Regions from separate parts of the Mus musculus genome. Here regions 2, 3, 4, 5 and 6 are each linked to region 1. Evidence: chromatin loops called from intact Hi-C (ENCODE). Cell type or tissue: left cerebral cortex. All regions are shown on one strand. Each heading gives the region's core, and the rest is flanking DNA. Links, peaks and the distances in the headings are about the cores only. Region 1 holds the start of Rbm18 (RNA binding motif protein 18). Region 2 has its middle 16 kb from the start of Ptgs1. Region 3 has its middle 46 kb from the start of Ptgs1. Region 4 holds the start of Ndufa8 (NADH:ubiquinone oxidoreductase subunit A8). Region 5 has its middle 23 kb from the start of Gm39798. Region 6 has its middle 11 kb from the start of Gm46735.

Evidence for each region. Hi-C counts contacts between places; a loop is a spot of excess contacts. Peaks named below come from ENCODE experiments on the same cell type or tissue, not always from the same donor. Only the 100,000 strongest peaks of a DNase experiment are listed, where the experiment ranks them.
Region 2: it touches region 1 in a loop (2.8-fold over the local background); 9 of 42 quality-filtered maps call a loop at or near these places.
Region 3: a loop joins it to region 1, with 1.9 times the contacts of the local background. A loop is called at or near these places in 2 of 42 quality-filtered maps.
Region 4: a loop joins it to region 1, with 9 times the contacts of the local background. A loop is called at or near these places in 10 of 42 quality-filtered maps.
Region 5: a loop joins it to region 1, with 2.3 times the contacts of the local background. A loop is called at or near these places in 5 of 42 quality-filtered maps.
Region 6: it touches region 1 in a loop (2.4-fold over the local background); 11 of 42 quality-filtered maps call a loop at or near these places.

What each region holds. Positions count from the first base shown.
Region 1 is chr2:36,134,470-36,139,747 of GRCm38, forward strand. Rbm18 (RNA binding motif protein 18) reads right to left here and starts at 2,235. Exons shown (of 6, transcript NM_026434.4): 1 at 2,013-2,235. It overlaps Mrrf (mitochondrial ribosome recycling factor), which reads left to right and starts at 1,929. Exons shown (of 7, transcript NM_026422.2): 1 at 1,929-2,230. In left cerebral cortex, for the core only: no CTCF peak of the experiment used is centred there; a DNase peak (open chromatin) is centred at 2,264; H3K4me3 peaks cover 1,964 bases; H3K27ac peaks cover 1,276 bases.
Region 2 is chr2:36,211,813-36,217,090 of GRCm38, forward strand. It overlaps a transcript of Ptgs1 not described here. Among named protein-coding and RNA genes, the nearest start is that of Ptgs1, 16 kb to the right of the region's middle. In left cerebral cortex, for the core only: a CTCF peak has its summit at 2,428 (motif pointing left); DNase peaks (open chromatin) are centred at 2,413 and 2,791.
Region 3 is chr2:36,273,845-36,279,122 of GRCm38, forward strand. No RefSeq gene overlaps it. Among named protein-coding and RNA genes, the nearest start is that of Ptgs1, 46 kb to the left of the region's middle. In left cerebral cortex, for the core only: a CTCF peak has its summit at 2,903 (motif pointing left); a DNase peak (open chromatin) is centred at 2,875.
Region 4 is chr2:36,046,233-36,051,510 of GRCm38, forward strand. Ndufa8 (NADH:ubiquinone oxidoreductase subunit A8) reads right to left here and starts at 3,106. Exons shown (of 4, transcript NM_026703.3): 1 at 2,960-3,106. The coding sequence starts at 3,010. It overlaps Morn5 (MORN repeat containing 5), which reads left to right and starts at 3,241. Exons shown (of 5, transcript NM_029309.2): 1 at 3,241-3,343. The coding sequence starts at 3,297. In left cerebral cortex, for the core only: no CTCF peak of the experiment used is centred there; a DNase peak (open chromatin) is centred at 3,175; H3K4me3 peaks cover 1,993 bases; H3K27ac peaks cover 757 bases.
Region 5 is chr2:36,005,654-36,010,931 of GRCm38, forward strand. No RefSeq gene overlaps it. Among named protein-coding and RNA genes, the nearest start is that of Gm39798, 23 kb to the right of the region's middle. In left cerebral cortex, for the core only: CTCF peaks have their summits at 2,613 (motif pointing left) and 3,902 (motif pointing right); DNase peaks (open chromatin) are centred at 2,610 and 3,911.
Region 6 is chr2:36,200,497-36,205,774 of GRCm38, forward strand. No RefSeq gene overlaps it. Among named protein-coding and RNA genes, the nearest start is that of Gm46735, 11 kb to the left of the region's middle. In left cerebral cortex, for the core only: a CTCF peak has its summit at 2,771; DNase peaks (open chromatin) are centred at 1,837, 2,784 and 3,071; H3K4me3 peaks cover 1,129 bases; H3K27ac peaks cover 1,269 bases.

The DNA of each region.
Region 1 (5,278 bases), core at 608-4,607:
CTGTTATGTGGAGAGTCTTAAGTCTTTGAAAGCAGGCTGTGTGACTTAATTATCTAAATTTTATAGGCCTCAATCCCCTCAAATGTAAAATCAGAGGCAACTGTTCTTATTTTACAGGACAGTTGTGAAGATCACATACATCACAAAAATCACTGTATTTAGCAACAGTAAAACAATATATATTAGCTATTGGTCAGGTTTACTGTTTTGTTAATAATGAGATGGTTCTCCTTAGTTATTACAGTTCACCATCTGCTTTCTTTGTGTAACTTTTGCAAAGAGTGAGTGTTAGGAGATGTCTTAGTCAGGGTTTCTATTCCTGCATAAACATCATGACCAAGAAGCAAGACTGGGAGGAAAGCGTTTATTCAGCTTACTCTTCCACACTGCTCTTCATCACCAAGGAAGTCAGGACTGGAACTCAAGCAGGAGCTGATGCAGAGGCCATGGAGGGATGTTACTTACCGGCTTGCTCAGCCTGCTCTCTTATAGAACCAAGACTACCAGCCCAGAGATGGTCCCACCCACAAGGGGATCTCTCCCCTTGATCACTAATTGAGAAAATGCCTTACAGCTGGATCTCATGGAGGCATTTCCTCACCTGAAGCTCCTTTCTCTGTGGGAACTCCAGCTGTGTCAAGTTGACACAAAATAGCCAGGACAGGCTCATACACACAGAGTTAATAAACCTAAAAGATCTGTAAAGATAAATCCTGCTTTCCTAATTAGTTAAGGTTGCTGAGAAGAAAAAAAAGAGTTTATAGATGAAAAATGAAATTTTAATAAATATACAATATGATAAAGGAAAGGTAAAGGGACAGAGACGATAGCTGCCTATACCAGACTTCAGACCTCCCTCCTAGGAAAAAAAAACAAAAAAAACAAAAACCCAAACCCCCAAACCAAAACATGTATCTTCTGTATCTAGAAGTGCCTCAAGCTCTGCCTTGTACGAAATACTCTCCATTCTCGGATATTTTTGAAAAAGAGAACTAAATTTAAAAACGGCAAAATATTGAAGTAATTGACAGATACTGAGACAGGCACTATCATTTAACGACTCTTCAGTTTAGTTCCCTTATGAGGAGAGTACCTCATTAAAGTCTGTAGCTCTGCCAAATTCTACCCCTAATGCCTTCAGAACCATGCTGAGAACTCACCCAACACTGAGAAAGCTGTGTGACTGGGGGTTGCACTACTTCAGACTGAGAATGCTGGATTTGAATGCTAGAACTTCTGATGTTCTCACGTCTAAAAACAACTGTAACACCAAAAAGATACTTAAACATGCCAAAGAGGCCATGTATAAATAGGAAGAGTACAGGACATGGGGCTAGAGAGACTCGACTCAAAATCAACTTTTCCAACTACTGTGCCTTTAGTAACAGTCCCTCCCTTAGGTATCTTCCTCAGGATCTCTGCTCCTGTGTGTGAACACAATGAGTAGTTTACTTTTTGCCTATGTTTCTAAAATAATAAAAGCTCCTATGGCATAGGGCCTTGATCATGGTTCTCTATGCCCAGCATATTGTACACTGCCTGGCTCAGAGTTGGCACTATTTTCAATTCTCTTCTTTCCTGAGATGGAGACAAATTCCTGCATCACGTGGTCATTTTAAATAAGAATATACATGTGACAGCTCAGCTCATGAAATTTTGAGAAACAAACAGTAAAGTCTAATAAGTTAGTATGTGACTATCAAGTCTTTTGGGGGTTGCAAAGGCGACAACTCCTTTGAGTAACATGTTCACAAATGCCAATCTACTCCTCCCGGCTGAGCGGTATCTACTCTAAAAGTCAGGAGGGGACTGGGGTCGCTTATTCTTACACGTTAACCACGGGGTCAGGCCAACAACCACGGCACCCCGATTCCTGGCAGCGAAGTCACTAATGGGATTGTTATTTCCGGCCAGAGACAGGACAATCCGGGGCGGGGCCTAGAAGCCTGCGGGTGAGGATGGTTTTCGCCAAGGCCCCGCGGCCAGGATGGCACTGAGCTTCGGGTACTCACCTGCTAGCCTCAGAGCTGTGCCCTCAGCTCATGCCCCGAAAGCAGCTTCCGACGCTGGGGTCCGAGCGAAGGACCTGAGGTTACCTCTGCCGAAACACCGCTCGCCGCCTGGCCGCCCGTGACGCACTACGCCTGCGCCGCCGCGCTGGCCCGTGACGTCATGACGCCCGCACCTCCGCTGTCCCGCGTGTGTTTCTCTATAGTCCCGGCCGTAGCTGGTGAGTGGCCTTGAGTGTGTGTGGGGGTCGGCTCTCAAGGAGTGGGCGGGATTCGAGCTCTGGTGACACTTTTCTAGGCTCTCGGAGGGACCTCGTAGGGCTAGGATACTATCCGTGACTGGTTCAGCAGAGTTCGGCTGGACCTTAAGGCCGGGGGCGGGACTTCTATGCTCACAAGGGTGGGGCGGGGCCATTGTCACTCAGCCGACATTTAGAGCCTTGCCTGGGAACTTGGTAAATAGTTCCTGATGCTTAAGACGTCACCTGACAGGAATAATGCCTTTTCCAAACAACCCTACACGCGGAGGTGTAATTATTCCCGGTGGTGATGAAGAAACAAAAACTCAAGCGCTGTCTTTACCAAGGTCGCGCGTCTCCCAAGTGATGAAGTTTGAATTCCACCCAGGCCTGAGTCGAATGCCTGGGGCTTTTAAAATCATCATTCTGCTGACCAGTGGGCAAACAGTTGTCATTTCGATGGTGCTTCATCATTCCCGTGACTCTGGCACATTTTACAGATTAAGATCACATACTTAGGAAGCACTAGAAGCAGGACAGTTGCCTAGGCCATCTCAAAGTTTGGTGCTTTTTTTTTTTTTTTTCCTTCTCATTCCTGTGTTTTTATTAACTCACACACAACTACTTGTCTTCTGGATTGTTGAAGCAGTAAGGCAGGCAACACTCACCACAGTAATGTCTGTCAAGGTAACTAGCCATGAACACTCTAGCCCCATGTTGATCAGGAGGACATTTTCATCCACTTTATAGTATTTCAGCACAGCCAACTTAACCTTCTTATTCTTATTCTTCTTGGCAGTGCTATAACCCTTTATCCTTTTCTCAGGACCACCATGAAGTCTCAGCACACCTTTTGAATGTTACAGTCAAAGTATGGCCATCTTTCAGCTGCTTGCCAGCAAAGATCAGCCTCTGCTGAGAGAAGGAATTCCTTCCTTATCCTGGATCTTGGCCTTAACATTTTCTATAGTGTCCGAGGATTCAACCTTTACTGAGACCTTCCATAAGGGTCTTCGTCTCTTCCTCTTGTAAGGTCTGCATGCTCGGGGTGGTTTCACCACAGATGGTGGATCGGATCCACAGTGCTTTCTCTTTTGACCACATTCCATTGAAATTCCCAGAATCTTAGAGAACCCATAGTTGGAAAGCCAGGAAACTTGATTTGATTCCTTCAGTGAATGGCCGAGGATACAAAACCAAATTAGGAGAAATTATTTGCTATAGTTCTCATCTGGGGTAGAGCTGTGATCCATGCTCTTTGAATGTAAGTGGTTGTGAATTCCAAAGTTGCATGTGATAGGGTTGATGAGGCGGGTACATTGGAATCCAGGTGTCCTAGTCTTTACGTGAAGTCTTTGTCCACTATTCCTCCTTTGGCGTGTGCCAAGGACATTTGGATGTTGTATTGAGTCAGGTATTCCAAATACCTTTCTTTACATGGTACTGAGTTTGTAAAGAAGCACACCATGTTCCAAGCAGAGAACTGGAAATCCAGGGGATAACGGAAGCAGTGTTGAGAAATAGAACCCAGGACCAGCCATCAGAGGTGTAGATTCCAACTCTGGTGCCAGCATTTTGACATTTGGCAAGGATTTAATCTTTGTGGAAGTCCATTATCATACTTAGCACATTTGTATGATGTCTTTATTTTTGTACTATACTAAGTACAGGGTACAGTAATAGACAAGTAGGTTAGTAGGTAGATTCGTGTACTAGAGCTGTTGTGAAGTGCCAGCAGTCATATGGAGATATTTAGATAAGGATCAAGTAATTATACATATTTACTTTTATTGTTAAAAATTATGTGCTGTGATGAAGTATTGGCATGAAAGCTGCATTTCAGGAAATGTGACCAGTTTAGTTGGAAGAGCTGGCCAATGACCCTGTGCTCTGACAGAATGATGATAAAGAAGAATGGATGGTAAAGAGATAAAGGGAGAACATTCCAAGCAGGGACTAGGGATGCGGGTGGCGCACGCCTTTAATCCCAGCACTCAGGAGGCAGAGGCAAGCGGATTATCTGAGTTCAAAGCCAGCCTGGTTATAGACTGAGTTCCAGGATGGCCAAGACTACACAGAGAAACGTTGTCTTGTCAAACCAAAAAAAAAAAAAAAAAAAAAAGAGAGAGAGAAAAAAGAAAATAAAAAAATGTATGTTGTATATCAATACACAGTGGTTGGAAGGAGTTGCTGGAGCAGTAGATAAGCCAGGATATAGGTTCATAAATGTATGAAACTGTTAAAAGAGTCTATAAAAAGCATTATTAAAATATTCATTATTTAAAATGAAAAAAAAAAGATGTGGTGGAAGTTGTTGCTGAGAAGGACTGACCTCCTCAAGGTCACATGCAGTAAGAGGAGAAACGGATTCTCTTGTGAGTGGGTTAGTTATTGGAACATACTAGAACTCTCCTAAGTTTCTTCTTTAGTTTTAGTGCTTCATGTATGCTGACCTGACTGTTCGTGTTCCTAAGGTTAAAGACCCAAAGGACTGCTTTATTGAACTCCACTGTGAAATTTCCTGGCTTCTGTGCAGTGAAATGTATGCCTCAAGCATTCCAGCAATGTGGTTATTTATAGAGTTGTCTTCCGGTTCACTTGGATTGGGTCTGCTTTTTGGTACTACATTTTCTGTCAAAGGTTGTTTATTTCTAACCCATTTTAGTTTCCTGTTGCTTTGTGGATTGGTATTATGGCCCACAACAGGAACTCCAGGAAACCTGTCATGCACACTGCAGCCAGATTGAGACCCTGTCAATTAAAAAAAAACACTAAACATTATTATATACCCATATTTGGGTATAAATGTGAGTTGGACATTGGCTATATTAGGTAGAAACTTAGATTTAGAAGTGTCACACAGAGCTAAACTTTTGTGAACAGTTCTTAATAGTATTTGACTATTACATATCTTGGATACTTAATCTCTGAGCCTCAGTTTTAACACGTACAAAGTGGAGACTGTAATGTTTTATCTGTGACATTATTGATAGGAGTAAAGCAAGCAGCCCAGGCCTGTGTTTGTAGAGC
Region 2 (5,278 bases), core at 787-4,786, 78 kb after region 1:
TGCCCCCCACCCGGGAACCCTACACCGAGGGTAATTGAGATCAGATGCGGCAGTGACCCGAAAAATGCTCCCGGGAACCTGGAAGCATTTATTGTCTGCAAGGGAATCCAGGGCTCTCTCCCTGCTACCCTCCCTCCCTCTTCCCTCTCTCCCTCCCTGCCTCCTCCCCAGGCAGAGCCTTGGGTACTGCCTGAGGTTAGAGCTGGGCCTTGATGAATAGGGCTGCTGAAAGCGAAGTCCAGGCTTCCTCCTTCCTGGGGATATGGTTACAGGGGGCCAGACTTCCTGCCCCTCTGGCATCCTCTCCTTCCAGAGTGGATCTGCTGGCTTTCAGGGTAGGAGCTGAGCAGCTGGCCCAGGTTCAGACAGACTGGAGCTCAAATGTCACCTCCTCAGGGAGGCCCTCCTTGACCACCCCATAGGAACCAGCCCACCTACAGGCAGTCCTTCCTTCTGCTTAGATGGCTAGCAGTTATTTCTTCTGTTTACCTTGCACTCCAGGTAGCTGAGGGAGAGCAAAGGCTTTGCTTTGCTCATGACCATGGATTATAGTTTCTATGCCCACACATATATGCTCAGTGAATACCAACTGGATGCAGCCCTGATACGGGAATGGCTCTCATTGACCTCTGACAGTGGGATGTGACCTTGAACCTTTGCCTCTGACCTCCAGATCCCACATCATGACAACTTCATCCTCCTTTGGTTTCAGGCTCCTGTTTCTGCGGCTTCCTGTTCTACCTGTGTTCTACTGTCTCTGGCCCTGACTTGGGAGCTCCAGGCTGATCTCTGACCTCAGGTTCTGATTGTTGTCTGCCTTGGCTTTCCATTCGACCGACCGACTGTGTGACTCTGGCCAAACCTCTTGCCTTTCCTGAGCCAGCAGGATTCTTCTTCAAACAAGAGCCAACCTGAGAAGCCCAGGATGGATTTGTGACTAGCAAAGGTGGAAGGTGGCAAGGAAGGGGCTGATGCTTGAGTCCCCTGTCCCCTGGTGGTGGCCCTGGACAGTCCTGCAGATCCCTAGTTTTGAAGAACATAGTTTGAAAACCCACTTTCTTGATTTTTTTCCAAAATATTTTTTTCCTCCACGTGTGTGTGTGTGTGATTTTTTTCCTCCACGTGTGTGTGTGTGTGTGTGTGTGTGTGTGTAGAGGACAATTTGCAGGAGTAGCCTTCTGCTGCTCTATGGAGTCTGGGGATTGGACTCGGATTGTCAGGCTTGGTGGCAAGCACCTTTGCCCGCTGATTCATCTTGCTGGCCCCTTCTGTCTTTTTGTGCCTCTGCGGTGCCTTTTCTGAGGGACTGGCAGCAGCATGTCATTTCCTCCTGTCACCAAAGTGAACGGACTCCAGTGTGTGCTGGCCGTAGTGCTAATCATTGCCTCTGTAAGCAGCCTGGCACGGTCACAGGGGTATGGCAGGGCGAGCTGATGAAGCGTTGTCCCTGGGTGCACATTGTCTGGAATTCAGCCCCACCCCTCTGTCTTCCTCATGCTGATCACAAGGCCTGGAACAGTGCCCACAGATAGTAAGTGCTCAGTGAATGTACAGACAGCCAGGGAGGTTTCCTGTATGTGACCTGTGATGAGCTAACAGGCTGTCTGTTACCACCTCTGCATTAACAGTGATCTCAGAAGCCGCACATTTCCATTTGCCCTGGTCTCTTTGCGGGGCTTCCACTTGGGGGAGCCCGGGCAAGCCACCCTCGGGCAGTCGAGCATAGTCCCCTGCTCTGGACACTCAGGTTCTGCTTGTTCCAAGTGCTTGGTACCTGCTGCACGGCTGAGATGCAAATAACAGGACAGTGTGGGGGAGGGGATCGGGAAGCCTTTCCTGGGACGCCTCCAAGGGCTGATGTTAGGGGGGTTTCACTCAAGGGGGTGGGAGAGGGGCAGGAGAGAGTTCCCCTGGAAATGCTAAGGATGTGCACAGATGGCCTGGTGGTGGCTGGGTGAGTGGCCAAGGCAAGGGAGTGATAAGGATGAAGGCAGGTAAGAGAACGGTTTCAGGCTGCTCAAGCAGGTTCCCCAATTCCACTCCAGCAATAGCAGGCCATGCCAGTGTAAAACTGGTCTCAGTTTTACACCATGGGTAGAGTTGGGGGTGACTCAGACAACAAAATGTCTCAAAATCTGTTTCCAGGTTACAGTTCTTAGAGGTGAAAATGTAAATTTCCTAACAAGCCTCACCGCATAGGACACCTGCTCTGGCTAAGCCGTGTGGGAGTCCACTTCTCGTGCCTTTTCCACCGGGCCCTTTGGACTCTGTGCATGCAGGAATTTGTTTCCTAGAGGCCCTGGCAGAGGTCCTATTCCAGTTGTACCAGTGGTTTCTCCAGCCTGGCTAGCAGGAAACCTCCTTTTCCAGCCTGCCTTGCCTGAGCAGACACGAAAAAGGTGGCCTATGCTGCCACCTGGTGGTCACTTCGGAATACTGTCCTGTGTAGGGGAGTTTCCCCTGCAATGTTGCACTAAGGACTTTTACTGAGGTATCGACTCTGTCACGTGGCTTGCGTTTTGTTTTTCCTAGGCATGGGTATTCAGAACCCTGGCTGTGTGTGCAGAAGCCTGAAGTTCATAATCTGTTCTTCCTTTCTCTGCATTTCAAATCCAGACTGTGTGGAAAATGTAAAAGAGAAACTCAGTATCTTTTCTATCCAAGGGTTAAACAAGACACATTTCATTTAAAAACAAATGGAGAGAAGCTACTTGGCAGAAAGTCAAATTCCTTCCATGTCAGCACTTCTTTTCTTAATTTGGGTTTGTGTTTGTTATGTGTGTGAGTGTTTTGCCTAAAGCTTGTCCGTGCTCCTGATGCCCAGGAAGGCCAGAAGAGGGCGTCAGATCCCTTAGGACTAGAGTTTCGGGTGGTTGGGTCTCTCTGTGAAGGTTCTGGAAGCCATGTTTCTAGCCCCAAGGTCAGCACTTCTTGAAATGAAAAATATGTGTACTAGGTGCTCAAAAATCACATCCCGATTGTCGGCTGTGACACTTTAAGAGAGCCATTATGTAAGGATGTGAGGTGGACCCCATTTGCACCAGCAGGACCCACACTGGATGCACCCTCTGCACAAATCAAACTTACTGCCCTGCTGAAATACTTGTGATTGTGTGGTTATTTTCTGGGGACCCCAGACCTGTTAGGCAGCTATGGAATGCATCTCCTGCCATCCATCTTGTAAGACCAGCTCAGCTCCAGGCCCATCTTCCCCTGCTCCCTGCAGGCAGCCCTGGCTGGGCAGTACCTCATAGTGGTCCAGGCCCACGTTCCAGTTCCTGACTCCCACATTCAGAGCCCACTTTTGTTATTAGGTGCTCTGTGACCTCAGTCAGGTTGCTTGACTCAGTGCCCTACTCTACAAAACAAAGGCAACTGTGTCTCCTTCAGGGGGTTCTCTTTAGGGTGGGAAGAAATTCCATCTAATAAGTTATGCTGAATGAGGGTCATGTCTGGATGTGCTGAGCAAGGATGTGGTAGTCTGCATGGAGTGTGGCTGGGAGATCAAGTTCACCTGCGCTTCCAAGTTCAGAGATGATTTGCATGGCGTCACTGAGGGGCCAGCTGGTGTCCCCACATTCGTTCTCTGTCTCCAGACTGAGGGATGTTGCCTGACGCAAAGCCCCATGACTTAAGCTATGCACTTGGTTTCTCCCATGGCCAGTCCCCCACTCTAAGACAATAGAAGTGTGGTTAGCCCACCCTGAGTCACATCCTTCTGTTCTGAGGAGACATAGTATCTACAAGGTCCAGAGAGCTTCCCAGAAGCCTTAGGGTGAAGTCAAGCCCATACTACACAGCTGTACCTAGAATGTAGAATGTCGTGCAGCTTATATGCATTGGTAGAGTCTTAGCCATTATTACACAGTTCCCATCTACTTCCCAGAGGCCCCTCTCTGCAACCCCAGGGCCTTTGCACATGCTGCTTTCTCCGGGAAGAGCATTAGGGGTAAGCTAGGCGCCTTTTCTGTATGTTTCTGCCCCTCCTATCATCTCCACAGCCTTGTCAGTTGTCTGAGAGGGGCAAGCCGTTGTCAATCCTGTTCTTTCCTATCCTGGTGCTCAGACAGAGTAAACATTAGGCAGCCAGTTATTAAGTTAATTTTTAATTCCTCACTACAGAATGGAACTTAAAAACCAGATCTGGAAAAGGATCTGAATGCAGAAGGCACAGGTCTAATCAAGAGCCTGTTACCTCCTTAAGCACGCAGACTCAGCTAGTAGCTGCGCTCTAGGTTCAGGGCCAAGCCTGTGTGCTATCTTGTTTCTCATTTAGATCTTGTGTGCCTAATTACCTCCATGGTAGAGAAGCTCACAGGCGAATCTCCCACGGGCACATGGGAAGAGCCAGGCAGGACTCTGGCTCCTGAATGGCCTCTTGAAAGGGGCTTGGCGGCAGCTCGCCTGTCTCTAAAGGGCCGTGAGGCACAGGAAGACAGGAAGCAATGTACCACAGGTTCTGAAGATTAGAAAATTAGATTCCATTTTCACAGGCCCCAGGGCCTTCCTAGGAGGAGGCCATGTCCTGGGGAGGGGATGATGGCATACATGATAACCCCACTAAGGAGGGGGTAGGAGCCTGCACACAGGGTAGCCCCCCATCTGTCATGGGAGGAGGAGGAACCAGCACACATGTAGCCCCCATCTGCCACTAGGTAGGGGAAAGGGAGGAGGCTGCACACAGGGTAGCCCTATCCTTCTGTCAACTGCTGTTTGAGGTCCACACACTGCTGTTTGGGAGGCTGGGACCTAGAGCTGGCATCTCCCTTCATGTCTGTCCCCATCTCTGTTGAGCCCAGGCTTGGGTGGGGAGAGAGGGCCTGAAAAAGAGGAAGGAAGATTGCCTGGGTAGAGGTCATCCAAAGAGCAGAGGGAGGAGGGAAGGAGGAGGGAGGAGGGAAGAAGGAAGAGGGAGGAGGGAGGAAGCCCCTGGGAGGGAGCCAGGGTTCAGGGTTTCCAGGCACAGGCTGAACTCTGGTTCTGAGAGGAAAGGCACTCCAGGGTTTTGGAGTGGGCCACCTGAACTTGACCCTCAGGGCAGGTAAGCAGAAATCAAGGCCTCAAACAGACTCTATCCTGAGAGCCTACTGGGAGAGTTCTGGGGGCCAGAAGCTCTGGGCTCAGCTCTGTAATGTGTTCTTGGTCAACCTTTCCTGTGGGGGTGGGGATGGGGCTCAGTCTACTGCTCTGTTGAATAGAGGTGTAGGTGGGTGACTGCAGAGAGACTCAAGGGGTGCAGAGCAGGTGGGGGAGGGGGCTGGAGGTCAGGTTTGATGTG
Region 3 (5,278 bases), core at 732-4,731, 140 kb after region 1:
ATTCAGTAATAATTGAAAAACAGGTAGTTTTGAAAGAAAAACACAGCAGATAAGGTTCAAAACAAATTAAAAATTGGGGCTGGAGGATGTATACCATGTATTTAACATGTGAAGTCCTGGGTTTGATCCCCAGAACCAAATAAAGGAGGCAATAATAAATAAATACTAGCTGAGATATAAGAAGTAAAAGAAAAAGTGGAAATATTCTGGTGCGTGTGACCTTTGAAAGGTGTTTGGATCCCAATGGCTTTACCTCTGTGAAGGGATTAGTGGGGCTAGGCTATCAAAACTGCCTCTCAGTGGTGCTTCTTCCAATAAGATCCCAACTTCTAAAAGCTCCATGTTTTAGTGTTCCACCACTGTGAAGAGACATCGTGACCATGGCAATTCTTACGAAGAAAGTATGTAATTTGGACCGGCTTACGGTTTCAGAGTTTCAGAGTGTCATCATTATGGTGGGGAGCACAGAGGCAGGCATGGTAGCATGACCTGGAAAAATAGCTGGGGACTACACCCTGATCTACAGGCAGAGAGAGAGAGAGAGAGAGACAGAGAGAGACAGAGTGAGAGACAGAGAGACAGAGAGACAGAGAGAGAGACAGAGAGAGAGAGACAGAGAGAGACAGAGAGACACAGAGAGACACACACAGAGAGAGACAGAGAGAGAGAGAGAGAGAGAAAGAGAGAGACACACAGAGAGACAGAGACAGATAGAGACAGGCAGAGAGAGACACAGAGACAGACAGAGAGAGACACAGAGACAGACAGAGACAGAAACAGAGAGACTGGGTCTGGTGGCTTGGGCTTTTGGAACCTCAAAGGTCACCCCCAGTGTAACTCTTTTTCTTCTTTTTCTATATAACACTTCCATCAATTTTCTGGGAGTTTCACATCATGTACCATGATCACAGTCCCCTCCCAGTCTCTCCATATCCTTCACCCCATCAAAGAAGTAGAAAACAAAAATTAGTAGGAAAAGAAAAACCAACTAACCAACCAACCAGCCAACCAACCAACCAACCAACCAAGTCCTCTTTGTGCTGTCTATACATCACTGGAGCATGGTAAAACTCTCAGTAGCCTGCCCTGAAAATAGAACTGAGCCCTTCTCTTCCCATACCTTAACCAGAAGCCATCAGTTGTGGGGAACTACACTTCAGCATCTCCCTCACACTCATTTCCTGTCCTTTAACAATTAGTGCCATTCCCTGGCGACTCAGCATTCAAATATATGAGCCTGTGGAGATTATTCTTATTCAAACCACCACACTCCAAAAATGTCCAAAATTGTACTTGTTGCATGTACTATGTGTTCCAAAACATGAACTTGTGAAGGATACTTCACACTCAAACCACCAACCACATTTTGGACTTACTTTTTCTCTTCCAGACAGTCTTACACTGTAGCTCAAACTATCCTGAAACTCACTATATACACAGACTGATTTCAAACTCATGACAATTCTTCCTTAGCCTTCTACATGAGGGAATCACACACACAAGCCACCATGTCTCCAAATTAATTCTCAACTAGGTCATTTCTATAGTATTTGCTTCACAAAATAGACAAATCAAATTATAATATCAAAAAAGTAAACAAAGCAACAACAAAGAGAACCTAAGAGTGTTTCATCTAATGGCAAGTTGGGAACCCGTCCATGGATTCTGTGGAAACATGACTGCATTCTTTATATGTTTCTTTTTTGCTTTTTTTTTCCCCAGTTGCATTTCTCCACTCTCTTTTTTTCCTCTGTGGTCACTCCCATTTAAAGAAGGAATTCTTGACAGCAGCATTGAGTTGCAAATACCTTCAAGTTAAGTTTAGTTTTTTTTTTTTTTAATTTTAACTAACACATACTTGTGAAAATTACATCAGCTAGAGATTACAGTTTGTCTCAAGATAACTTCTTACTCAGGCGAACATCACAAATCTCTGCCTTCACTAACATTCTGACTCAGCTTATGTCATGAGTCGAATATATTCCCTAAAATTTCATATAGTGGAAATTTAACACTCAGTAGGTTGGTGGTATTTGGAGGTAGGGCATTTTCATTAGAAGGAGATGAAGTAATGAGGGTGGGGCCCTTATTATGGGATTAAGAGAAGATTAGAGCTGAGTGTGTGGTGTCTTTTTTTCCATGCCAGCACACAAAGTCTTCACTAAGCACGGATGTCTTCATTTTGTCTTGTCTTCATAGCTTGTACAACTGTGAGACACACATTTTGTCCTTTTAGTAATCATCCAGTCTGTGCTGTTCCATTATAAGAACAGAAAATAGATGGAAACAGCCTACAAATTCTGTTTTCCATCATAGCCCATTGTAGAGGGAACATATTAGTGATTAAATTCATGGCAATTTCCTAACCTTACCAACAAAAATGCTGTTTTCTTATTACCCATGCATTTTCCATAACTAGCAGTTGCTTAACAAAATTCTAGGCTCCACATAATCTAGGGTCATGGCTGTCCTTCATGCTCTAAGGGATAAGTATATTATATGCTAACTCATGTTATATGCTAACTCCATGGGGCTAATCCAATGATGATCCTTAATGAATTCAAACCCAGAGCACTGTAGAGAGCCAGAATTCCCTTCGAAGACCTTATGAGGGAGTAGCAAGAAATCCATGTTTATCCGTCATCCTGCCTATGCTGAAGTAGTCTCATAAGGGCCTCCTCTTGCCTGAGCCTACAACACTTCAGGCTACTGCTGTTTAAGTAACAGATGCTAAAGCTATCTATTTTGATGATTGCTCTTTGGTAAGGGGCATACGTTTTCTTATCCTGAGTTATTGACAAACAAGATGCTGAGTCAGTCTAGCAAAGCTTGTAATCCATCCAAATACCCTTTCATTGTATTTCTGGGCCAAGTGCCAAGTTCAGCCAGTTTCTTGGAAAAGGCCACCCTCTAGTGGCTAGCTTGAGTACAACAGCAATTCTTCAGGAAAGTTTTTTACTTGATGTAATATATGGCGTGAACGCCCAAAGAAGAGAAAAGTTAATAACATCAGAAGATAGGAGAAGGGCTCTGGGAAAGAAGAGAAAAGTTAATAACATCAGAAGATAGGAGAAGGGCTCTGGGACAGTAACTGTGTTCATGTGAATTCACATTCAATAATATACAGAGCTAGAGTTGCAGATGGATGAGGCTTCTAGGTAGCAGAGAGTCAGCAATAAACATGAGCTCTAAATAGTATCATTAAATAAGAGTGATCTTATACTAAACCATTTCTTCCAAGCTAGGCATTGTTAGAATGAAAGGGTCTGTTTTGTACTCCATCTGCTTTATAGTCAATTGCTTCATGGCTTGGTTAGGACATTTTGAAAATAACAATCAACTTAGACTACTTTCCCTTTGAAATTCACATAGGAAGTTCAGGCACAGAGAGAATGCTAACGAAGACAATCCACATTTCCAAGCTATACTCATGCCTAGCATTGTTAGGAAATCTGAGTAATAAGGAATTCAGAAGTATGCTTTAGTTTATATTTTGGAAGGTAACCTAGCAAAAGGGTTTAAGAGCACAAACTCTAGGATCCGAGTTTGAATCCTAGTTCCTTATTCACCATATGGATCTTAAACATATTATTTTACTTCTTGTTGATTCTGTCATTTCTCTTGTACAGTTTAGTGGGGTGGTATGGAAGGTAAATGTACTGATGAACATAAATTATTCAATACAGCATCTGGCATGTTGAAAATAGTATGTTTTACCATTGTCATTGAACAGATTCTGCGTGTGATTCTCTATCCCTAAGAGATGGAATGTGTTGCATAAAGTGGATATTTAAGAAGATTTTCTTGCTCGGTGACAGTATTAATTAATGCAGTGAAAGAAGTTGAGGTTGGATGAGAAAAGTAATTAGTACTCACCACAGAAATATGATTCAGTCTCTAATGAATGAGTGGCTTCATTATTCTTCTTAGTTCATATAGGAAGTAGATCCAGGCAGTCCATTTTTTTTTTTTTTACTTAGATAGAATCTAGAAACATTAATCAGTCTTCTATTGTTGATTTGGCACTTGAATCAGAAATTATTTTACATTAAATGGATAACCAAAGTGATATCCCCTTTACTATTTAAAAAGCGAATATACTTTATAGTTCAGGTAATAGAAAGGTTCTATTTTGTGCACTCTTGTTATCATATTTCATTGGGCATTTTTCTCTTCTTGTAACTTTGCATGTCACAGTAACACTCAAAAACATCAAAATATAAATATTTTGATTAAAAAAATCAAATTCCCAACCTCCCAAGTTCCATTTAGCACAACAGACTACCAGCATGGTATATGCTGTCATGAGTGTTGCTGCCAAGAACACTTATAGTGCCAGTCTAATTCGAGTGTACTTCATGATCCAAAACTGAACTATGCTCCCAAGATATTGCTACTCAATTACCAATGCAATCCAGTCCAAGTATCCCAACTGTTTTGGAAGTTTCAGGGGAAAAATAATTATTGGTATGTGACAATAATGTCTTGCCAATATTTCCTTCTTGGGCATCAGACATTGCATGAATATTGATTTGTGTTGTTCCCCATTTGTCTCAGTTGAAGGAGCAAACCCCAGTGAACCTAGTTATCCCTGTGCCTTATACCTTGGTACCCAGTTGTATCTCAAACCTTGGCTTATAGCATTAATCTTAAGTAGTCTCCACTCTTATCCGTATGAACTACATTCTGAGATCCCTAGTGGATGACTGAAACTGAATCAAATGCTACTTAAACAAGTTTGGGGATTTAGCTCAGTGATTGAGGGCTTATGGCACAAACCCAAGGTCAATGAACAAAACAAAATAAAATAAAATAAGAAAACCACTGGGACTCAAACTAAAATGCTATCTATCTATCTATCTATCTATCTATCTATCTATCTATCTATCTATCTATCTATCATCTCTATCTATCTATTCATTCTATGTTTTTCCCCCCACATAATATCTGTACCAAAGTTCAGAACCCCAAAGTTAAGAACACTTTACAACTTCTCTTTGACATATCACAAAAATGACTCATGCATGTTGGGGCCATTGTTACGAAAGACAAGGGTTATCTGAGTACAAGCACTGTGATATCACGACAGTATGTCTGTATCTGATAACCAAGGGCATTACTGAGTGACTAGTGGGTGGGAAATGTATACAAGCGTGGCTCTGCTGGACAGAGTGATGAGTCATGCTTTGGACAGGATGGAGTAGGACAGCAGATCTCATCACATTACTTATCATGTTACATCATCTCAAGTGTATGAACTGTTTTTTTATCTAAAACA
Region 4 (5,278 bases), core at 888-4,887, 88 kb before region 1:
AGTTCCATGGGATCTGATGCCTTCTTCCGGCTCACATGGGAACCAGGCATAAACGTGGGCACACGCATACTCATACACATAAAATAAATAAATCTAAAAATAATTTTACAAATAAAAAAACTGAGCACCGTTTTACTTGTTTGCCAAATGCCTCAAAAATATCCTTAAGTGGCTGATCTGGTTACTCAAATCCTCAAGATGGCAGCCCTCCAAAGCTTGTAGCATTAGTTGCTTTATTTCGCTACATAAATGGCAACCTTATAAAAACAAAGGTATATTCATGTTGTCACAGGGAAACAGAGATGAGACACAATCACTGAGCCAATTCCTAAACAGCAAATAGACAGATTCACTTGGGACACGACAGCCATCCATCAGAATTGTGGCTCTCCCCGGGACTTTGGCGTAACATCACTATCACCGAGGGAGCAGAGAACTTGAGGTGTAACCGTGTCCTCTTGCCTGCTTCCTCATAACTGAGGAAGCCCAGCAGTCCCCTCTCAAATTTACCCAGCATCCTCTGTCTCCAGAACACAGAACTTCAGCATCCTTCCTCATTAGCTCGTCCACAGCTGCTCTGCAGTGCCGCCTTCCATAGACAGCAAGTGTGTGACTGAGCCAGACAAAGCCAGTACTGCCCTTGCTCCCAAAAGTCACTTCCGTACCACTTGTCATAGAACTTAGCTTGTGGCAGGCCTGCGTCCTTATTTATGTAAAATGGGGCATGATGTACATATGTCCTAGGACCTCCTGAGGGTCCAATGAACTCATCTATGGAACAGAATGTGTCTGACACATAAAAGGCGCATCAGTACTGGCTGTTGATTAGTTTTTACTCTAAATTATCAACACACCCGAGGAATTTTTAACCCAAAGCTTCTGGATGGTTTTTCCCTGGGGATGTGACGTGACTCCTTGGTCAATGAAGTCCAAGGTAGATTTTACCTGCTCCCCAAAGCGGCTGCTGCTCTTGGCCTCACTGGGTCTGTCATGTTGCAAACCTGACCCCGATTCTTCAGCCTTTTTTGCCTGTGTTAGGAGTCCACTGCAAGTAGGACTCGCTCCAGATGGAGGTTCTTATCTTTTGCCTCTGTGAAGCACAGCTACAAGTTGCCAGGGTTATTCTGTAATGGCCACTGAGCTAGTCTTCCTGCTTTACCTGCTGTCAGTCTAGTCTCTGTCAAGCTGCTGAAGTGACCTCTGAAACGACAATTCTTATTTCACGCTGCTGGGACAATTCTTATTTCACGCTGCTGGTACGACAACTCAGAAGCCAGCCCCCAGAAAGAGTCATGCTTAGGTACAGAGTAAAACCTGAGCTTCCTATCTGCTGTTCAAGGCTTTCTGAGCCCAAACTGTCCTCCACCCTTCTCACCAGACTTCATACAGGGGCCTGTGCTGCTCTCTCGATGCAACTCAATTCACTACATTCGGGATCCCCTTTCAGGCCCCTGACTCCCCCACAACTTCATCTTTGTACCAGCCTTCAAATGCCATGTTTTACATTAAGCCTAATGTGGCTAGTCTACCCATCTTATATTCTCATAGAGAACTGTACAGCCAGAGTCATCTCACTTTGAGCAAAACCCCTTGTCCACAAGTGCTGAAAGCTACTCAAAATGACCAAGCCAAAGAAAGGGCTAGACATCAGCTCCAACATCAAATCTGCTTGCCCGCCTTTCATGTGTTAGTACTAATCATGTGTTTTAACTTTTACTACTCTGGTTATTTACATAATTATATATACCAATTGTGCAAACTTTAAAGAGAAATTTATTAGGATGCTTTTGCATGAAATGTTTGCTAAGCCAAATTAAACATCTAACAAAATATGTCAACTCATGTTTGACCAGTTACACGGTGGGATAAGAATAAAAGACTGGCTGATAGGAAAATCCTTTCTCTCGCCTCTAAGTCAATTTCATATAAATATGCTAACAATTTCTTCATCTGAGGAAAATACCAAGTTGCCATCCTCACAGGTTTGTGAGAGCCTACGTGAAGTCGTATAGGAGAACATTCAACACAGTGCCTGCCATGACAACACAGCCATCTTTTCCCTCTGTCTCACAGTATAAAGTCCAAACTGTTCCCGCCTCGTCAGTGACTTCTCTAGAGGCTTAGCACCGCTAATCTAACAGTAGGCTGACATCAGACAGCTCTCAGCTTCCTCGACAACACGGTTCTACAAGTCCTTCCTCACTCTGTTGCACTTTGGCTGAAAGATTTAACAGGCTGGGTTTCAGAAAAGATCTGGGTTCCTGTTACAAGTCTTCCATACACTGTCTATGTGACCTTGGGCAAATCGCTTCTACTCTTGGGGCCTATTTCTGGTCTACAAGGGAAACCAGTTATACCCTACCTTACTTTGTGTTCCAATTAGCAGCCCGGCCTTTAGAAATGGAGTGATCATGTTTGTGATAGTTACAATAGCACACCACTTTTACTTCACGTTTCACAGAGCCATGCACTGTGCTGTACAGCCTCTTTATCTGTCTCTTTATAAAACTATAAACTATAAGAGCTGGGCACTGTCTCTTACTTCCCATTGCACGTGCACATAACAAATACTTAAATGTCTCTCGAAGAAGTAAATGCTTTACTTGTGTCCCATTACCAAAACACCCTGGCCCATGCCAGACTCACTGTCCAACACGTACTGTGTGCTGCCGCGGCACCCAGGCCTGCTCTGCACCGAGATTTTGACAGACTTGGAAGGGGAAGGTGAGCACCAAGAGGAGGCAGGCTCGCCTCACCGGGAGGGAGAGCAAGGGGCTAGGTGATGCTAATGGAAAGTATCACCCGATTCACAAGAAGAGAGGCCGGTCGCAGTGCGCACAGGAATGGCTGGAGCCAAGGCGAGATGTGACCATGCAGGTCGCAGAGGCCGGAACCGTGCCTGGGCCCGCCTGAAAGCTGCAATCCCAGGCTTCCCGCCTGCCCTCAGGAAGAGCCTCACCTCCTCCACTTTCAGCTCTTCCAGAGTTGGCAGCTCCACTATCCCCGGCATGACGGCGGTAGCCGCGACCCTGACCAGGTGCCCTCGGCCGTGTCGCCCGTCTCCTTCAAGTCCCCTTTGGCTGGCCAAGACTGCCCGGTACCATCTGCGCATGCGTCTCCAGCGACGCGCAAGCGCACTGCTCTAGGGCCGCTGGAGGAGGCGAAGCGTAAGCCATTCCAGGAAGTCTAGCGGTCCCGAGGGGCGGGGCTTCATCTGGTCTCCGCCCACATCTCCTGGTTGTCATAGTGACGCCAAGACAGCTGAAGTTGGTGTCTGTTAGACACTAGCTGTTAACATGCAGTACACCGGGAGCCAGTATTTCGGGGAATACATAAACGGGAGGTAAGCCCCCATTCGTCCATGTCTCCACTTTCAGGCTAGTGAAAGACAACTGTTTTTAAGCCTCCGCCAAGGACCCTCAGCCAAATGCTTTCAAAAACTTGTTCAACTATAGTGCTCAAGCACAGATACCTAATAAGTCGCATAGGTAGGATTCACTCATTCATTCTTTCATTCATTCATTCGTGTGTGTGTGTGTGTGTGTGTGTGTACGAGCGCGTGCGCGTATCCCCTGCACCCATGACCATCTGTAACCAAAGTTCCTCTTCTGGCTTCTGTAGGCACCAGGCATGCACATGGTACACATTATATACATGAGAGCAAAACATACACATTAAAAAATAAATATTTAAAAAATTATGCAGGCAAAGAAAACTAGAAAATGGTATTCAGAGCTGGAGAGATGGCTCAGCAGTTAAGAGCACTGACTGCTCTCCCACAGGTCCTGAGTTCAAATCCCAGCAACCACATGGTGGCTCACAACCATCTGTAATGAGATCTGATACCCTCTTCTGGGATATCTGAAGACAACTACAGTGTACTTAGATATAATAAATTAATAAATATTAAAGAAAAAGAAAAGAAAGTGCTATTCGGCAAATACTGATTTTTCTCTGTGTCCAGATTTTGAATTTGACCCTGGTCAGAATCCCTGCAAACACAGTGGGACGGTTAAGCGTAACACAGTTATGACAAGTAATCAAGGTCAGCCCTGTGGTCAAGAGAGGCAGACCACATGTGAGATGGTCACTTTGCCTTGCCAGCAGCTCTGGATGAAGAAAGCAGAAAATTTTTTAGAGCTGGAGAGGCCGATGCTGGGGGGGTGGGTAATGGACAGATAAGCGATAGTTGTTTGGGCTATAAAGCACTTCATGGGGCTGTAGAGATGCAGAGATGAAGGAGGATCTGTATGCACAGGCTAGAGGAACTGCAGGGTGTTTTGAGGAAGCAGGAGTAGTGGTCTAGCCAAGCACAGGGACAGATTCTTAGAGAGAGTGGCAGTAATATATATAATGGGATGCTGTCCACATCTTCAGTCAGCTTTGCAAGGGAGATGGTATTATCTCAGCTTCAAGGTTAAAGGGTAAAAGGGAGCCTTAAAGGACTCAAGACCCTTGTCTAACCCTTTGGAAAGTGGCAAAGATGCTTGGGTGTGCAATGCCTTTCATGACAGTGAGACAGTTCAGGCTGATCTTGCAAATAAATGGTGGAACTTAACAAAACAACCCAGCTAAGTGAGGGAGTCGAGAATTTCTACCCAGCTTTGTGTCTAAACCATATCATTTCTTTTCATGAGGCAAAAGTTCCTACAGCGAAAGTTTTGACAGGTGGAGGTGAAGGATTGGGCTTGGGCACAGAGATTGAAAAACCCACACACATCTTGATTTTAGGTTTGTTTTGATTTGTGTAAGAGCCCTGGCTATCCTGGAATTCGCTCTATAGACCAAGTTAGCCTTGAACTCAGTTATCTACCTGCCTCTTCCTCCCAAGTGCTGGGATTAAAGGTGTGTGCCACCACTGTCCATTGGCTGTCCTTCATATGTAGAATAAATTAAAACCTAATCTTTGGTTATATAGACTCCCCATTGCTGATGGGAATATAAAATTGGACAAGTACTTTGGAAAAGCTTGGCAGTTTCTTAAAAGTAAGATAGCCATTTCATTTCTAGTTATTAACATGATAAATGAAAATCTATGCACACACAGAGGTGTGCTTGTGAGTACTCCTTCTAGCTTTATATAATGGAAACTGTAATGACTGAAAACTAGAATCAAGCAAGACATTCACCAACATGTGAGAGGACAAACAAGTGTGGTATATCCATTCACTGGAATAGTATACATCAAGGAAAATGTTGGTTCACATAACAGTAACATGAGTAGATCTTAAAGGAATTATATTAAATGAAAGGAATCAGAAATGTCCAGCAAAAAAAG
Region 5 (5,278 bases), core at 826-4,825, 130 kb before region 1:
GCAGAAGTCTGCCTGAGATTTTTGTTGACAGAGTGGGAACGCAGATACCACAAACACCATACTATTTGAAAGAAGCCAGACATGGAAATCCATGCACAGTGTGGTTGCATTGATCAAAATGCCCACCATTGGCAAAGGTAGGGCAGAGCATAGATTCCTAGAGGACTGAGGTGCTAAGTGGTCAGGGCTCCTTGTGGATACGGGAGGGGGTTTTTCTTCACAGTGATAGAACATTCTGGAATTAGGTGGTTATAATGGTTGTTCAGCTTTGTAGATTACTAAAAACCCACTAAAATGTGCACTCCAATGTGAGAGTTACATAGTAGGTGAATTACACCTCCATATTTTCAGTTTTACAGGGATGCCCAGTGCCGGTCTGGTGAGAGGTGTGAAGATGATCAGAGGAGGAATGGGTTGTCTGGCCAGGCAGTGTGGGCGCCCTCTTCAGCACAGCCAGCGTGGCCCAAGTGATTCAGGGCAGATGCCTGGCTTGTGACCCAGGCTCCTTCCTACTCGGTTGACTCTGTGATTAGGGTCCAAATGGAGCCCTCTACCTTCAAAGGCCAAGGCCAGAGACCGCTCTGACTGCTCAAGGACTCTGCAGGGCTGGGCAGGGCTGGAAAGCTACCCTATGGGTAACAGTTGGCCCTAATGGTTCACAGAGAGCTTACACCTGATGCTCCTCACCTGGGTCTGTCCATATCCTGCAGGAGGTGTGGTCATAACTCTGCCCTGCGATTTCTATGCTAGCTGCCCCTTCTCCTCTTAAGAGGACAGAGCTGCATAGAGTGGACTCAGCCTTGAGCTGCACTACTCTTATCTGTGGTATGGGATTCCCTGGCTAGCCTCAGCTCTGGGCACCTGTGGTGCTTTGAATAGGTATGACCCCCCATAGACCCATGTGTTTAAATGCTTGGCCATAGGGAGTGGCCCTGTTAGGGGGTGTGGAATTGTTGGACTGGGTGTGGTCTTGCTCAGATCAAGATCTAGAGCTCTTAGCTCCTCCAGCACCATGTTGGACTGCATGCTGCTTCATGGTGATAATGAACTAAATCTCTGAAACTGTCAGCCAGCCCCAGTTAAGGGTTTTCCTTTAGAAAACTTGCCACCAGCTCCTCAGCCATGGCCCAGGGCTGCTCAGCCTCTCGCCTATCAGTGAAGCAGCTCAATTGGGCTGCAGAGTCTTCGGTTTAGACCCCAGAGCAGTAGATGCAGGAGGCAGAGGCTTCTGTGAGAACACGAGTGAGCAGGTGAGCTGTTGGATGGGGGACGGGCACCCATCACACCTCAGCAGGCTAGGCCTTCTGAGTGCTTCACAAAGCTTGGCTGAGTACTGCGTCAGGGACTCACAGGAGTCGGTTCCCACCAGCTCCCTTCAGCAGCTCCCACAGGCACAAGCTTAGAGCAACTGTCAGGGAGACATGAGGTCCAACTCGGCCTGGGTCCCAGAAGGGTGAGTGGAAACTGGTGACTCTGAAGGCCTGGCCATGGGTGGAAAATGTCTGCTCAGGGACAGGAGTGTACTTGCCTGGTGGCACTTGGGAAGAAGTGACTACACTCTTGTGATTACAGTCCTAAGGCTAGCCCTTCTAATTCCCAAACCAAAATGGTGGTATCAAGACCCGACTGAGTTAGATCACCCCCAAATCTGGAACCATAGTGTGTTGTAAGAGAAGGATTGGGCCTCATGGCCACTTGGGTGGCCCAAGGTTGGCCTTCTGCATACCAATCCTAAAGCTCTCCAGAGTCTGTGAAATGCTATCCAGAATCCTGGATGTGTTTCCCTGCAAAGGCTGGAGAGGGCTATCTACTGGTTCAGGGTAACACCACAGGAAATCTGGTACTAGCCAACTGTCCACTCACTGCTGTCCTGACCTTCTACCTGGGCTTCTCTGTGCTTTGTCTCTCTGGGGAAAATTCTGTCCTCCGGGCAGGAATCATCTCTCCCTGCAGACACTCTGGCTCTAGACAACCCTGCCATTTCTGATCAACTAAGGCTTGCTTTGGCAGACACAGGAAGAAGAGCCCATCCTTTCCTTCATCTCTAGTGAGGCGCCCAGACAACAGCTTCTCTGAAGGTCTGATCACACGGCCATGGTCAGGACTACTCATCCTGACCCATGGTATTGCCGCTGTCCTCAGCAGGCATCAGAGAATGCACAGGCAACTCTAGGAGGTACCCAAGGATAGGGCAGGGTACCTCAGACACATGGGGTTGCTGGGGAAGTAAACTCTTGGTTGTTCGGATGTGTCTTGGGGCCCAGAGACAGCAGCAGCATGGACTCATCCATCACAGGGAATGCTGGGAGTGGAGGGCACTTCCCCAGCACTCAGTAGGGAAGCCTGAGGCATCTTTAAAGGCGATGATCCCCCACAGGTTTAGCCAGATCTTGTGGGACTGTCTGGTCTCCCTCTCCCTCAGCTTGCCCACAGGCTCTGTTCTTGTCCATACTAACTGTGCCTTTGATTGCAGTGTGGGGGTAAGAACTGCAGAGTAAAGTGTTTGAAATATCTTGGTGTTCGGCTGTTTCACCTCTCAGAAAAGAAACAGGCCCACCCAGTCCTTAGATGAAGAAGCCTGGGTCAAGGCTGGACCTGCTTTTTGCTTCCCTCTAGTGGTCATAGGGTAAACTGCAGCCTGTTTGAGCTGCATCCAGTGTTGGCCTCTATCTCTTCCCTGGAAAACTCTCCTCACTTCTGCCCTAGGGTCCTTTTTCCCTTTTCCTACTCTGAAATGTCCTGAAAGACAAAAGTCAGCCAAATGTCCTCACCCAAGGCCATTCCCCCCCCTAGACTGGCAAACCTGAAAGATGGATCAGCTTAGACTTGCTGAGTAATTGCTAAGTACCAATTTCAGGGCTCAAAAAGTCACACCCAGCCACCGCAGGTCCTTTTCTCTTGTTCTCTTATTATTGACATGGCTCTCTTGAAACTCTCTCTGTCCTTGGCCTCCTAGATTGTCCCCTACCTCCCTGGAGGGTCCTGCTCAGCTGTCTCTGGTCTTCCAGGTCTCTTTGTCCTTGCCTGCAGGTGTTTCCTTAGCCAATGGCCTACTGTTCTTGCTTACATTGGAAGATGGATCACCAAGCAGCCAGGTGTCACATCGAACTTTCAGACCGGGAGCATCAAAGATGTCAGCGTCTATGAGTTGGCGGATTTTTGTAGCACATGTGCTCAGTTTTACGATGAAGTACCCTTCGATGCATGGTGTGGGGTGAACACCAACATCTTCAGTGCTCAGAGACTCTCAGAGCTCCACCTGAGGGACTTCTCACAGTCTCCAGGCACCTGTCAGACTTTTCCAGGCCTGATGTCACTTGCCTTCCAGATCTATATCAGTCACTTTTTATCACTGTGACAAAGGATCTGAAAGCGACAAACCACTCCGTGGACAAAGGATTTGTTGCGGCACATGGATTTGGTCTATGGTCAGCTGCCTCGGCTGCTGTAGGCCGAGACAGAGCTGAAGCATCATGATGGAAGGGTATGGAGAAAGAAGGCAGCTCACATCATGGTGGCCAAGAAGCAGAGAGGCAGAATGGGTCAGGGACAAGATGTGCCTTTCAAAAGTGCACCCCCAGTGGCCCGCTCTTCCAACCATGCCCTAGCTTATAACAGACCACTTAACTATAAAGTTACATTTATACTAGTTCACTTACGCAATTAGCACTCTTGTGATCCAATCGCCCCTCGATAAGCTAGGAACCAGATATTGAACCCACATAACTTCTCTAGGATGGGAGCCCTCCTCCTGAATGGGTGTTGCTAAAGACAAGTTCTAGTCCTGGGGGGTTGAGGGGGAAGGCAGCAGAGAATTGAAATGAAAGGAATAGATGTTGCCTGGGTACCAACAGGCTCCTTTGTAGTTCTGGGAAGCCAGTCTGAATATAGCAGAAGTCCAGAAAAACCACCAGAGGGCAGTGCTGCCCCACTCACGGCCTTTGGGAAGGCCTGTCTTTGTGTCTTGGTACTGAGGTCTTTCGAGGAGAATCAGGGATGCGTGTGGGGGGGTGGGGGGTGGAAGTTACTTTGTGTGTCTCCTGGTGGGTTAGGATGTTTGTGGTATCCATTGCTCACATCAGTGCCTTCACACCCAACCACCAGGAAAGGGAATGTTGGTCATCTCGGGGACGTCTGAGCAGGATGGAGCTCAGAACCTGTAAAACCGTCATTTTCAAATGTGTTCCAACTCTGGACCATAGGCCGTACGTGGTCAAGAGAGCTATGTATTCTGCTCAACCCAAAATTATAAACTTCTTTAAAACAGTATGAAGGAGTTTGGAGGAGGTGGTTGCTATGGTTATTTTATTCTGTGACTCAGTTCTATGATTTTGTGCATGGCCTTTGTTGATGACAATGTTATATGGCAATGTCAATAGGATGGACAGCTGGAGAAATGGCTCGGCAGTTAGAAATGCTCATTGCTCTCTCAAAGGACCGGAGTCCTTTGAGACACCCACCAGGTGGCTCAAGGTTGCCTGCCGGTGATTCCAGTTCCAAGGGATTGGGTGTCCTCTGGCCTCCTGGAGCAGCTGCATACACATGATGAACAAAAACTCATCATACACATGAATAAGCAAAAATTATATTTTAAGGGGGCACAGCCCCCTTGGTAGAGTATTCACCCGCTATGGTGTGAACATTGGTGGGACCTACCTCTAACTCTAGCTCTTGATTGTTGAAACTAAAATTCAAGGCCATCCTTGGCTACGTCGTACAGAGTTTGAGCCAGCGTGGGCAAAAGATTATCTTCAAAAGAGAAATTGGACACATCTGATCGAGTCTTACTACTTCCAGGCCTCGGGCACTGGATCAGAGCAATGGTGGATCTTAAGAAAGCCATTCTTGTCATTGGCTAGAGTCCAGGTTGACCTGGTTGGTGGGATCCATATAGGTTGGGGGTTCAAGGCATTTTTCCCCAGTCTCACGCCCATTCCAGCCCACCAAGCCCCAACCGTGCAAGTGAAGAGTGAGCATGTGCCCACATGGCAGAGGGTTTATTGGTTTTCTCTGCCCTGAGCCTTACACCAGGACTCCTGGTGACTCAGTCAGCGCTGGGAGCCTCTCAGGTCAGAGCTGAAGAAAAGACATGAGTGTACTATGCTAGTAGCTATATCAGGCTATGCTTGGAAACAGCGCTACTGGGAGCAAACTGTCTCCTGCCTGGAGAAGAGAAGGATGGGTTAGCTATGCTGAGAAGGATGCTTGCACGCTGGAAGGATAGGGTGACTACTTACTGGAGGCGCCAGGCAGAGAGGGACCTTCAAAGTCTTGGGAT
Region 6 (5,278 bases), core at 561-4,560, 66 kb after region 1:
ACAATGTAAGGAGGAAATAGAATGACACTGTATCCATGGTACTGTACCCTTGTATTTTAGCTAGTCTGTGTAGCAACATTGTTAATAAGACCTACTGCTTTGGGGCCCAGTGAAATGGCTCAAAGTAAAAGTATCTACCATCAAGCTTGGAGACTGAATTCCATCCCCAGGACATATATCGTAGAAGGAAAGAACTGACTCTTGAAAGTTGTCCCCTGACCTCTACACATGTGCTATGGTGTGCATACACTCACACGTGTACACACATACGCTTAACATGTTTAAGACCTACAGTCTTGAACCCCAAATTCTACCAGTCCCAGAGAAACTGAGTTTCTGATAAAATGGGGTAACTGTGGAGGATGGAAAAGGAGAAACCAGCCCTACCTCTCCCTGGTTCCACTATTCCCCGGCATCCACTATTTACAGAGTGGGTGAGGCAGAGAGGCGGCTGCCTCATACAAAGTCATAGTTGGCAGTAAGTCCTGGGATCTGGGACTGGAATGTTGTGTGAGGGTGGGTCTAGGAACTGGCAAGTTGAGACTCTCACCACTTCCAGGACACTCCACCTGGTGTAGAGAAGGTGTTAGTGAGGTGAAGGTGTGTTTTGTGAGTGTGAGTGTGTGTGTGTGTATGCAAGCACACACACACACACACATGTATGCACATGTGGATGAACTGCCCATCAAGAGTGAAGTGTCTGAGTTGGGACTTGAGCCTACATTTCATGACTGCTTCCTGTCTCCACTCCCTGGAGGAGTCTCATCCACAACTTGGCGGATACCTCACTGGGATTTGTAAGACCCTGGGTCCAGAGGTGTCATTAGCTCTTCATAGGGATCAAAGTCACAGGCTTTAGGGAACAGGGAAAGGACCCCAGGGCTCATCCACTCCCTGTTTTTAGTGAATTTAAGGCTTAGAGTCTGCAAGTCACTCACAAAGATCCTTTGATGTCACCAGTTCCCTGCTTGTTTTGTTTTGTTTATAAGGTAGTTTCATCACAGTGTCTCTTGGATTCTCAGAACCAATTGATTCTGACTTAGAACCACCTTAATATTAGGCAACTCATCTTGGCCATAAATTAGAATGGCCATAAATTAGCTTCCCCATAGAGATGCAATGCTGAACTGTGAGCAGCTGCAGGGGCTCCTGCCTCTGACCTGCTCTCTTTTCCTCTGCTCCATCCTTTACCATCGGTTCAAACCTCTTAGGACAGCCTTTGCAGTGTGGTGGCCCTCCTCACAGCTTTCAGTGACTCCCCATGGCTGGAGGATGGCCAGCCTCTTGGGGCCATCTTTGTTCCTCCAGAGCCTAGGAGCCCCTTGACTGGTTCTTTCCCTATTTGACCAACTCTTCAAAATGCAAACCATGCAGAGACTCTCTACTGCTCCCAGAAATATGAATTCCTACCCTAAGGTCTTACCAGGAATTTGACCAGGACAGGTGCTCATGAGGGCACTCCAGCTGGGTCCTCGTGCTCAGCCTAGCTCCTCATCCCTTCAGGGACTTTGCAAAGTCTGCTCCTTCTACCCAGAATGCTCCAGACTGAAGTGACCACTGCCGCATGGTAGCCTTCCCTAGTTTTTAGTAGCCTTCCCTAGCTGAGTTAGTGAGACAGAAAGAGAAATCCCAGAGATTAGCACGCAAAAGGCGACATGGAGAGGTTGGGAGCCCTTAGTTTAAGAGAGCATTGTTAGCCAAGGGAGCAGCTCTGTAAAGCCCTAGTCGCCTGCACTTGGGAGGGGCGGGTACTTTGTAAATGACTCATAACTGAGGTCCTGCCTCACTTCTTTCTTGCCTCCGTGGAGCCAGATCACAACGGAGGAAAGGTTTCAGCAGCCTGGTTCCAGCAGCCTCTCGGCTCTAATAAACCATCGCCTTTCCTGTAACCATCCATGTCCCCGTACAGTTCATTGTAAAGGGGCATCGGAACCTGAGAAACCCAGCGCCTCATCTCCAGACTCAGATCCCGATCCGTTCTATCAGTGTCCACTGACAGCTGTCCTATGCCCCTGGACCTTCCGCCTCACCACAACGACCGATCTGATTGTGTGTAGCCTTTAGTTTTCCTTCTGCCCAGACCTTGAGTGCTGAGATGGCAGGAACCTTCTTAATCCCCCACAGCCTGCTCAGTGCCACGAAGGAAGCCTCACACATTGTCCATTTGGCAAGGACCTGCTGAATGAACAAATGGATTTAACAGTATTTGTCAGCTGCATAGGGTGGGTTTATCATTCATCAAACGCGTCTGCGTCTTGGTCCATGCTTGTTGAGTATCCTCTGAGGCTGCCTCCACAGGTTCCAGAGGTGAACCAGTCACCATACGGCTGCTGATCTCTCAGCCTGAAAGAAGAGACTGACATCCCCCAGGTAAAATCATAAGATAACGCCAAGTACAGGAAGACAAAGCCGACGCTAGAGTGGAGAGGGATGTCAGAGAACATCTCTCCCAGGTGACATCTCAGAGGGATGAGTCCTGGCTTCTGAGACACGACTCTCCCCTGCTTGTGGTTGGTTGGACCCAAGGAGCATCCAGGTGTGGCGAACCCGGATTCTCAAACCCTTCCCGTTGGAGCAAAGACTCAGGAGGGGGCCTTCTGTGCGGTGGGTGGGTGCGTGAGGCGGCGCGGAAACCTCAAGCTGCTCTTCGTAGCAGCTGTGACTGGGTTCTTTCTGCGTGGTGAGAGGCGGGTTGCTTTGTGCACCGAGGCCTCAGCTGATTGTGGCCAGGCGCTTGGCACCCACAGACCGCGACCGCCAGGGTTTACCGAGCACCCCCGGCGCCCGGGCGGGCCGTGCGCAGCGCGCCAGCCCAATCTCGCCTCCTATATTCAGAGTTGATTAGACGCTATTTCTGCCTGGATTTTTCAGAAGGCTCAAGAGCTTTTTTAATCACTACAGTGGCTCATTACGCTTTTGCAGTGACACTCATGTCCTTCAGTTCTCTTCTCAGATTAGATTCTATAGTCAGATGAATATTGGATGATTTCATTACATACAAATGCAATCAACAGTTTTGCATAAATTTCTTCTCTTTTCTTGAGTTTCAATTGACCCCAGCACCCGTGGTGGCAGGCGCGATCCACATGCAAATGAGCTGGGTTTGCAGCGGAGGGGAGGGGCTGAGAGGAGGCGGGCACTAGCTCCAGCCGGGGGAGGCGGCAGCCTTGATTGCTCAGGCTTTGGGAGAGGGGCTTCGAGGAGCCAGGGGTGGTGTGCGGTGGAGGGGGCTTGTGTCTAGCCTTACGCTGGCCCAGGACTCCCAGTCTGTTCTCCAGGTGATCCGAAGCATAGGCATGCAGACTATCTGGGCTCAAAATGGACAGTGGAGCCCCTGACCTGGGCACCTGGGCTCACGGCAGGATGCTAGAAGTGACTCGGTGGAGGTTCTTTTTAACAACATGTGTTTTACTGTTTTAGCAACTAGCTGGTGGGTCTCCCTGAGCATTCCTGCTACGTGGTGGCTCTGACCAGATGAGAGCCCACGGTGCTGTTGTTATTATCATTATAGCATCATTATTCCTTGTGGGAGCTTATGCTGTGGTTCTGAGAGCAATCAGCAAACGGTGAAAGCCAGCCTAAGGCACTTGGCAGAGTTGAAACCTGTCTCATAGTTGTTCTCCCCGTCTCTTTCTCGATTTCTCCAGCTCTTTTGTGATGAAGGAAGACTCTTAAGGAGTTGAGCCTCTCGAGACTCCTACAGACTCTTACAGATGTTTGGCAACTCTGTTTCCCTCGGACTGGCCAGCTCTTTCAATGCAGAGCTCATTTCTGATTCACAGGATCCCTTGATGAATGGAGGCATTCTGCACCCTGCCCCAGAAGCACCTGTCTGTCTGCACCTGGGCTCTGAGTCTCTCAGCCCATCTCTCCTTGCTCTCCTGCCTGTGATAGCCCTGAGGTCAGCAGGTAGCAAGCCGGACATGGGAGCTGAAATCACCTTCCCTAGAGCTAAACAGAGTCTCTAAGACTGACTTGAGTTTCTCATCAGAGTTTGCCTCCAGGTGTTCCTAGTGGCCATGATGAATCCTAGATCTGGGTGAAATCAGCACCATGATGGAGGCCACAGGGGGTGGAGATGAAAGGGGACCTAGCTGTACAGTTTAACCTGCCACAGAGACAGCAAGCTTCTGGTATCCCAGAATGCAGGCCTGGATGTGTCCCACCTCACTTCCTTCTGGCAAGGTCTTTAGAAAATCTCCTACTGTGAATGCAGAGTATCTGGGACCTAGAGATAGATGTGCAAATGCACACATCGTGGGGAGCCTGGCAGGGATGCACCTGATGTTATCTTCACCCTGGACACAATGGGGCCCTGAAGTAGACACAGTGACTGCCATCCATGAAGCATGATTGGGTCATTATCTGTGCTGCACAGCCTGGCTCAGGCCCGTTCCGTCCCTTCCCTAAGTCCCTAGACTGGGTATGTGGACACTCAGGAATCTGTATTTAAACCAGTAGAGCCACGGAGATCCAGAGATGGGAAGGGCTAGCAAAAAAAGTCACACAGCATTGAAGCCAGAATCTTCTGCTGTGGTCTGGAGGGTCTTCTCTGTTCTGGCTGCACATTTCTTCCTCTGTTTGTTTGTTTGTTTGTTTGTTTATCCTAGCTCTATCTAGCTTGGTCCTTTGGCCAAGATATGCCTGTTTCTCTGCTCTCAATGTTGTCTGTTGCTGTTGCCAGAGTTAACCTCTGAATGAAACAGGGTGATCTGAGATCCCAGGGCTGCCCCACTCTGAGTCCTGGAGAGAGGAGCAAGGTGGGCTGTTTTCTGACTTGGGTAGGTTTGAGCCTTTTTGCTTGTAAAGTCTAGCAGAAGACTGGGCTGTGGCTCAGTCGGTATAGTGCTTGTGTAGTATATATGAGGCCCTGGGTTCAACTCCAAGTACTAATGAAGCTGGGCACAGTGGCCCATGGCTGTGATTCCCAGCACCTGGGAGGTGCAGGAGGAAGATCAGAGGTCCAAGGTCGTTCTTGGCTACACAATGAGTTCAAAGTCAGTCTGTGCTACAATCAGCCAGCCCGTCAGTGAACCAAAGAGAGCCCTTGCTTATACTCTCTGGGGCCTGGCCACCTTTCATGGGTAAGTTCACTCGTATCTTCCACAAAGCATGAACACGTATGTATATCAGGTAATGAGAGAAACTATCCAAACAGCTTTTTTTCTTTGAGTCAGTTTCAACATCGGATACCTGAAGCTCACAAAGCTTCAGGATCTCGACACTGTGGAGAAGATGGGATTGTGTGTGTGAGTGTGACTGTGTGTGTGAGTGTGTG